Linked DNA regions of Homo sapiens: region 1 is linked to region 2. Evidence: chromatin contacts called from ENCODE Hi-C data. All regions are on one chromosome and are shown on one strand. The core of a region is the stretch at or near the end of the contact, and the rest is flanking DNA. Distances in the headings are between cores, read along the strand shown. Region 1 holds the start of LINC01305 (long intergenic non-protein coding RNA 1305). Region 2 has its middle 220 kb from the start of CDCA7.

Region 1 (4,325 bases), core at 730-3,229, 750 kb before region 2:
TGGGGCTCAGACAGAAGAGGGAAAGAGCAGAGAAGCAACACGCATGTGTCTTTTGCAGCCAGTATGCGATGTTAGTCCAGGGTTTGGAACCCCTTCCAGGTGGATCACGGTTTCACACACACACCCAACTGTGCTCATCTGTCTTTTATTACCCCATGTTCCACTCTCCTGGGTTCTTTTCTTAGTTCCTTTCAGCCCTCTCCTTCCTAGAACCTCTTCTCAGAACCCTACAGTTCAGTGAGAGGGTGAGAAAAAAAGATACATCCTAAAACTCCCCTCGAGGAACGAGGCACCCCCGTGACATATCCGGAAACAGGCCAGCCCTGGGCCGACACGTCCATCCTTTCTTGATTTCGGCCACTGTAGAGCCCAACTCTGACAGGCTGGACTTTCCTGTCACACCTACCGATGTCAAACCCACGCCCTTCCAGAGTCCAGATGGATACCCTCCGCCCTGACCCGCTTCTTGGAACATTGACTGAAGGGTATATACATAGGGGTAGAGGAAGGCTCCGTGCACTTTAGACACGTGCGCCTCCCCCTCGCCCTGCTGCCACATGCAGAATGTACACTGATGACAAACAGACACACTTACCAGGGCACATGCCAGCGGCGTCCATCCTCCTTCCCGGCCAGGCATCAGCAAGCGAGACGGCCTTGAGGCAGGTGCCATCGCCACAGGGAGAGTGGCTCCGAGCTCCCGATGTCTCCCTGGGAGTCGAGGCATTCAGGTACCCCAAAGCCAGTTTCGAGCCTCCCGGGCGGGGTGGCCGAAGACCTTGACGAGGCTGGGCGTCCCCCTCCGCCTCCCGCTGTGCTTCCGCGCTGCTTCCTGCTCTGCACTACCTCCGCCGCCGCAACTGCCCAGCGCCCCTCTCTGAGAAGCCCTCTGCCTGCTGCACGCAGCCCATAGGTTCCGCTACATCTGGGATGCATTGCCCCTTAATTGTCAATCCCATTATTGTGATCAAGTGAACGTTGCTAATCTCTACATTTATTGTTTAGGTAAATAGAGGCTGCATTTAATCAATATGCAGGGCCCCAGCCCTCGCAGCGCCAAGTAACTTAAGTCAACGGTGAAGATTTCAGTGTGTGCATAATTACAGAGCTCGCGGAATCATCGGTCCAGCTCAATTCCACGTCTCTTCGCCGACCTGGGGGAGGCGGAGGAGGGAATGGGAGGAATCTCCATCCTCCAAGGGGTCGAGGGCCAGCTCCTTCAGGGCAAGTAAATGACTTCGTGGAGGTGACACCGCGCGCCTGGCCCGCGCCCTCGGCGGAGCGCCCTGTGAGCGCGGGGGCCTGAGGCGGGACTGGGGACTGCCCCCAACTTCCGAGCGGCAGAATCTGGCGCTTGGCGCCCCGACTCTACAGCTTCTGGACCTCTCCCCTCCCAAATTTGCCTCAGGAAGGAGGGTGGTTCCGCGTTCGGCAGGTCCCCGGCAGGCGGGAAAGCGGGGGCGGGGCTCTGGAGGTGGGTTGCCCCAAGTTCGCGACACCCTGCCCCAGCACGCAGGCTCCCTCCTCTCCTCCGCAGCTGCGGGGAGCAGCAGACTTCCTTGCCCGCGGGGAACTCCCAAGAATCCCACGATTGGGCGCGCAGAGCGCGGGTTATTTGCGCTTCTTCTTAAATAGCTATTGTTTCCTAATTTAAGAGGACCTTCGCCGGGCTAGAACGTCAGGGATTCGCAGCAGGGGGTGGGCGGGTCTGGGGAGATGGGCGGTTCGCGCCGGCGAGGGGTGGTATCAGCTCCTTACAGTAGCTTGGCTCCCGGAGTGGTGTCAGAGTGAGGGCCTCTTGGTCTCGGCGGGGAAAGGGTTAGCTGAGAATCTTTCGGGGGGCGGCGGAAAGAACCCGACCCCCGCGACACCCTGGAGTGGGGCCCAAGAAGCTGATCCTCAAGTTTGAGGCGCCAACACTTCTCTTTCGGCAACTCTGTTGTCGCGAGTTTCTCTTTCTTCTGGTTCCTCTTTCTCTGCTCCATTCCCGGACAAGTCGGACGTAAACAACCAATAACTTCAGTTGTAACCAGACACCCCCCTTGCATGGAATTGTCCGGCTTTATGTAAGCAGGATTCTAAGGTCAAATCATTTGACAGTTTAGGGTGCCATTGCAACCTCCCAACTAAATTACAGCTGAAGTTTGAATATAAGGGCCCTTGGTATTTGATGGCAGCTGGCTGTTTTTAATTTTCGGAATGGAACAGTTTTCGTATAAGGTATCCCTCCCTGCTTTCTTCTTCCCTTAAGTTGAACAGCATTTGGAACAAGGGGGAAATGAAACACAAATATCGGTGCAATCCTGAAAACCTTTTTCTCTCTATTACTACATTCAGAGCCTCCCCTCTGCCCGGCCCAAGCTACTCCCAAGCCTGTAACTCTCCTCATCAGTTGGGCAGACCTCTTACCGCTGGGCTGCAAACCAGTGCTGCCTCTGCCTCTACAAGACAGATAAATACGGCGTCAGACTCTTTTTTTTTTTTTTTTGAAAAGAGTCTCACCCAGTCGCCCAGGCTGGAATGCAGTGGCGTGATCTCGGCTGACTGCGACCTCCGCCTCCCGGGTTCAAGCGATTCTCCTGCTCCAGCCTCCCTAGAAGCTGGGATTACAGGCGCCCGGCACCACGCCCGCCTAATTTTTTGTATTTTTAGTAGAGACGGGGTTTCACCATCTTGGTCAGGCTGGTCTCGAACTCCTGACCTCGTGATCCACCCACCTGGGCCTCCCAAAGCGCTGGGATTACAGACGTGAGTCACCGCGTCTGGTCCAGACTCTTTTGATTAGGAATGTCAACTTAACCTTTTCTGGATGGCAGTTGTTTTTAAGCTAGGATAAGGAAAAGAAAGGCAACAGAGCTGATAGCTAGGGCTCCTGGGTAAGCACAAGCCCTTTGGAGGTCTCAGGAGGTGGGTGTGAATTAAGGCCCACCACTTAAGGCCCACCACTTAAGGCCCTGTGACCTTGGGCGGGCCTTGAAACTTGTGTTTCCTTCTCTCTAAAATGAAGCTAATAATTTCGACTTTGAAGGATTGTTATGAAGGTTAAATAAAACTATATAGGAAAATTCCTAACAATGTGCTCCATACTTATTAATAGTTGAGCTAAAAAAGTTCTTGCCTTCCATTTTCCACTGAAATAACATTCCCAGCTAAAACTTACTGTGAAACTAAAGGCAAAGCCAACAGCCGCTATAAAACAGAATTTTAGTGTGTGTGTGGGAAGCACAGGGCCTAGTACAGAAGCAAGGTTGGATGAGGATGAATGCAATGACAGCCTGCAGCTGCCTGATTTGGAAGGAGTAAGGTTAGCTGCTCCAGTCAGCCACACATTTCATGGTCTGGCTTTCATAGTTCTCCAGGAGGGGAAGAGGAGGCCTTGTCTCTAAAAGTAATAGCTAATATTTATTGAGCGGTTATTATATACCAGGCATTCTGCCAAGTGCTTTACACACAGCATCTCATTTAATCCACACAATAATCTTACCAGGTGAGTCTTACTGATATCTTTTTAAAAACTTTTATTGTAGAAAATATCTGCTGGGCACAGTGGCTCAAGCTTATAATCCCAGCACTTTGGGAAGCCAAGGCAGGGCAGATCCCTTGAGCCCAGGAGTTTGAGAGCAGCCTAGGCAACATGGTAAAACCCTGTCTCTATAAAAAAATACAAAAATTAGCTGAGCATGGTTGTGTGTGCGTATGGTCCCAGCTACTGGGGAGGCTGACATGGGAGAATAGATTGAGCCTGGGAGGTCGAAGCTGCAGTGAGCCTTGATTGCGCCGCTGCACTCCAGACTGGGAGACAGAGCAAGATCCTGTCCGAAAATTGAAAAAAAAAATCAAGTATTTATTTAGAAATAGACAGAATATTTTAACGAACCCCTCTATCTCCATCACCCAGTGTCAACAGTTGTCAGCTCATGGCCAAACTTGTTTCATCTCTATCCCATCCATTTCCCTCTTCCTTATTTTGAGGCAAATCTCAGATATTATATTACTTTATTTGTAAATGTTACGGTATGTATCAAAATGTCAAAAAATAACACCAAAAATCCTCCAATACCATGTTACTCTATAATTATATCTAAACACATTTAAAATGATTCCTTAATATTATTAGATATCTAATCAATGTTCAAGTCTCCCCAGTTGTGTCAAAAATGATTTTTTTAGTTTTTTTTTTCAAATCAGATCTAAACATGCACACATTGCATTTAGTTAATATACCTCCCAAGTGTCTTTTAATCTATAGGTTCCTCTCTCTCTTTTCCTTTCCTTGCAATTTATTTGTTGAAGTCAGTCAGTCATTTGTTCTGATATCCCCCTCC
Region 2 (3,730 bases), core at 449-2,948:
GAGAGTGGAAGCAAGCTCTCTCGTGTCTTCTTATAAGGGCACTAATTCCATTCATAGAGGCTCCAACGTCATGACCTAATTACCTCCCAAAGGCCCCACCTGCTACTACCATCACCTTGGGGATTAGCATTCTAACATATCAATTTTGAGGTGACACAAACACTCAGGCCATAGCACAAACCACAGGGCTTTTTGAAAGTCTTAGGGAAAAGAAAGTTGAAGTGCAACTTCCTTTCCAAATGTGGGCACATACACCATAGCCACACCACCTGTTAGCCCAGAACTGTATTTATGTCATCCTCCAGCCTGAGCCTCCAGGGGGCTAGGACTGCAGGACCCATGCTCTTAGTATGAAATGTGCTATCAGTGTTTTTCTTTCTGCCCACATAGTTACAAACAACTGAATTCAATCCAAAGTGCATTTCTTGAGTGTTTACTAGGTACTGCCTTACCAGGAAGTGACTTAAAGAATATAAAAATGCATAGGACATGGTTTCTGCCCCTCAAGATCACTACATGAAGGAGACCCACATACATATTAATAAATGAAAAAGATTATTTTAATTAAAACAGAAGGGAGAATTCAGACTTAAGCAATAACTCTTGACCATCAGAATGATAACACTGGAATTTCCTCTGAAAGGCGAGCTGAAGAGTTTCCTCCTTTAGACATAAAGTGAGACTGAACAGCCAGCCATCTTTGGTTGGTTAGACACCCACCTGACCCAGAACAGAGCTTGGGGCAGGTAATATTGCCAGGCCCCTCCCACTGTATAATTCTAAGACACTGTCATTTCTAGGTTGCTAAAAATAGAAACATGGCATCTGGTATGTAACAATATACAATATTGCAGCTGTGTCTTTATGATGAATAATAATACTTTGGAGTTATATGATGAGGCAATCACCTTGCAAGTGCAATCTCATTAACCCTCACAATATTCTGATTAGGTAGGCAGGTGGCAAGTGATCTGAACTCAGTTTGCAATTGAAGGAACCAAGACACAGAGAATCTGAGAAACTTCCCAAGGAGCACCCACTTTCAGTCACAGGTGGGAATGTGGCCCAGGTCTCCTGTCTCCAAATTTGTTGCTCTGAGCAGTAGTCCACACTGCTTCCAAGGTTCAGCAGCAGAACAAACTCGAAATTGGCATTGTCCTGGATCTACCCCCTGGGAAATATTGCTGACTTCTCTTAAGTGAATGCCAGAACCACCCCAAGATTAAGTTCAGTATTTCCTTGTTCTATTAACCTCTGGCAATTAACCTCTTCCTCCTTCCAAACTCCAACCTGTCTTGAAATAAACCGAAGAAATATTTAAACCACGCCAAAACTTCTCTATGACTTCTGTTAATCTCTCCCGAGTTTTTGTTCTGGTGTGTGGGTGCAATTTAGTTGAAGGTCAGTTGTTTTTAGAGAGTCACTGTTCTAAAAGTCTTTAAACACTCGTTCAGGCACCCTGTGTAAATAGATTTCTTCTCTCAGTCCCGATTTTATTCATGTCTTTGATAATAGAAAAAAATACTTGTTTGCTTTCCTAAACATGCTGTGTGATTTTGCTCAGACTAGAGGAACAGGTTTGGTGATGCTGATTTAAAATCACAGGAAAATGACACCATGAGCCAGGAGACATTTGCCAGCCCAGAGCAAAGGCGTCTTCTGAGCCTCTGGGGAAACACTGATATTCGTTTATAGGGAAACAGTAAGATTAATATGGGAACTCGGGTTGTGCTTTTGGGGGCAGGATTCCCTGGCTCCTTTTGAGACAATGACACGCGGCCACATCTTCAAATTGTTAATTATGTACTGCCCCCTAGGGATTTTTGTTTTGCTGGTGACAACCTGCTTCAGATCCTACAGGAAATATTTATCAGCCAGCTTCAGCCGGTATTTGTCTCATCGAAGGCTGCACCTTTTTGTGACCTTGTTGTACTGAGTCTACCCCTTTCTCTAGCAAGTCAGATTCACACACTTTACTTTTTGAATTGTTGATTTTTTCCCTCCCTCTTTTGTCTTTATTTGGTTTTATTTCCCCAGGATGGCTGCATTTGAATAGTGTGGGGAGGACTGACGTCTCTGCTCTTTAAAGCGCTGCTCTTACCAACCTCCACATTTCCCCTGTGGCTTTGTAAACATCCTTGGATTTGGGTAACAGAGGAAGAGCAAACTGTTAATCATAGACACTTACACATATGCACTTACATGTTTATCTGCACTTACTGATGGAGGAGTTCTCTATACTCTGAAATGTTCTCTATGAAATTCCATTTAAATCAAAAACTTTTATCAGAAAAATGAAATTGCTTCATGATTGAATAGCACTTTGCTTCTAAGTACCAGCCATCGAGGCTGATGAAATGGCCCAGATGACGCTTTTCCCCAGAAAGACATCCTTTACCCTTTATTTTAAAGTTAGAGTAAAAAATGTTGGCCCTATATTTCTTCGCACACTTTCAATACAGAAACGGTCTTAAGCTATAATAAATGACACAGTATCTGATATGAATGTTGTAAATATGCGTTGTTTTTACTGTTTGTGTAGTTTGTTCCTTTTTTTAAATAATGCATAAGACAGCCCTGGCAGGAATCTTTCTTCATGGATTGTATATTTTTTTAAACACACACACACACACAAATCCTGTACACAACAACTTTAGCAAATATATGCACGATCCAAACAGTTCAGAAATATAAGATCTGAAAATGAGCAAAGGGCAGCAGATTTTTGAATAGGCTTCATCAGCCGAGGGGAGAGGTCAGTCGTGGAGATTAGTTATAGGAGCTATTAAGTCTCCTCTGACACCCACAGTACAAGCTGCTTAACATAATCAGCCGCAATCAGCAAAACTGCTGTTTATTACAAAACGTTTTTCCCTTTTAATATTTCATATTGTTATGTAAAATGGTGCAGTGTAGGGACACACACATTTCACCAGGGACATATTGTACAAATTGTCAGCAATAATAATTTGTGGCTCTTCTCATGACATCTTTTGAAGTTAAAACGGTTGAGCGATACCTCTCCAGGGCTATTTTCTCTAATGTGGTTAATAGTTTGCACTGGAGTTGACCAAGCACCCTCTGGGTGATGTCGACATTTACCAGTATGAGAAAATGTTTGTGTGACCGAACATCAGCCAGACAAGTCTGTAATTCCAGGCCATGAAGCTTGGTTCTGCTTTCTCTTACCCATTTGGTCAGTGCCCTCAGTTATAGGTGTGTCTCATACTGGAATAAAAATGAGCAGAGGCATTCCCTAGTCTGTCCTAATCACCAGAGTAATTCCTCTTTCAAAACATTTTAATTTAAATAGAACTGATTATGAGGCACACGGTAGGAGTCTATGTAGAATGAATTTCATACACTGAGTATTGGGATAAGAGAAATTTCCTAACTGTCCAATAGGACAGGTTGCCATGGCCTAGATTAGAGGACACTTGGATATTTTTTTTTTCACAGTGCAAGTTCATGTGTGTTTTTTTTTAATACTTTAAGTTTTAGGGTACATGTGCACAACGTGCAGGTTTGTTACATGTGTAAACATGTGCCATGTTGGTGTGCTGCACCAATTAACTCGTCATTTACATTAGGTATATCTCCTAATGCTATCCCTCCCCCCTCCCCCCACCCCACAACAGGCCCCGGTGTGTGATGTTCCCCTTCCTGTGTCCATGTGTTCTCACTGTTCAATTCCCACCTATGAGCGAGAACATGCGGTGTTCGGTTTTTT

Evidence for each region. A loop is a pair of places that touch in the nucleus more often than their neighbours do. Pooled maps may share reads with other maps.
Region 1: a loop to region 2 is called in a map with no recorded cell type, with 4 times the contacts of the local background. The contact joins the promoter of LINC01305 here to the enhancer-like site in region 2. A Hi-C loop is called at or near these places in 7 of 168 maps with a recorded cell type or tissue (colonic mucosa, gastrocnemius medialis, heart left ventricle and 3 more), 4 of 37 single-sample maps with no recorded cell type and 4 of 50 pooled maps.

Annotation. Positions count from the first base shown.
Region 1 is chr2:174,323,681-174,328,005 of GRCh38, reverse strand. It overlaps LINC01305 (long intergenic non-protein coding RNA 1305), which reads right to left and starts at 1,979. Exons shown (of 3, transcript NR_038897.1): 1 at 596-1,979. RefSeq lists enhancers at 1,471-1,590, 1,058-1,875.
Region 2 is chr2:173,569,564-173,573,293 of GRCh38, reverse strand. No RefSeq gene overlaps it. Among named protein-coding and RNA genes, the nearest start is that of CDCA7, 220 kb to the right of the region's middle. RefSeq lists a silencer at 222-281. Within about 2 kb of position 1,698, at least 7 of the 41 ENCODE cell types and tissues checked have a DNase peak (open chromatin) inside an H3K27ac peak, as active enhancers do.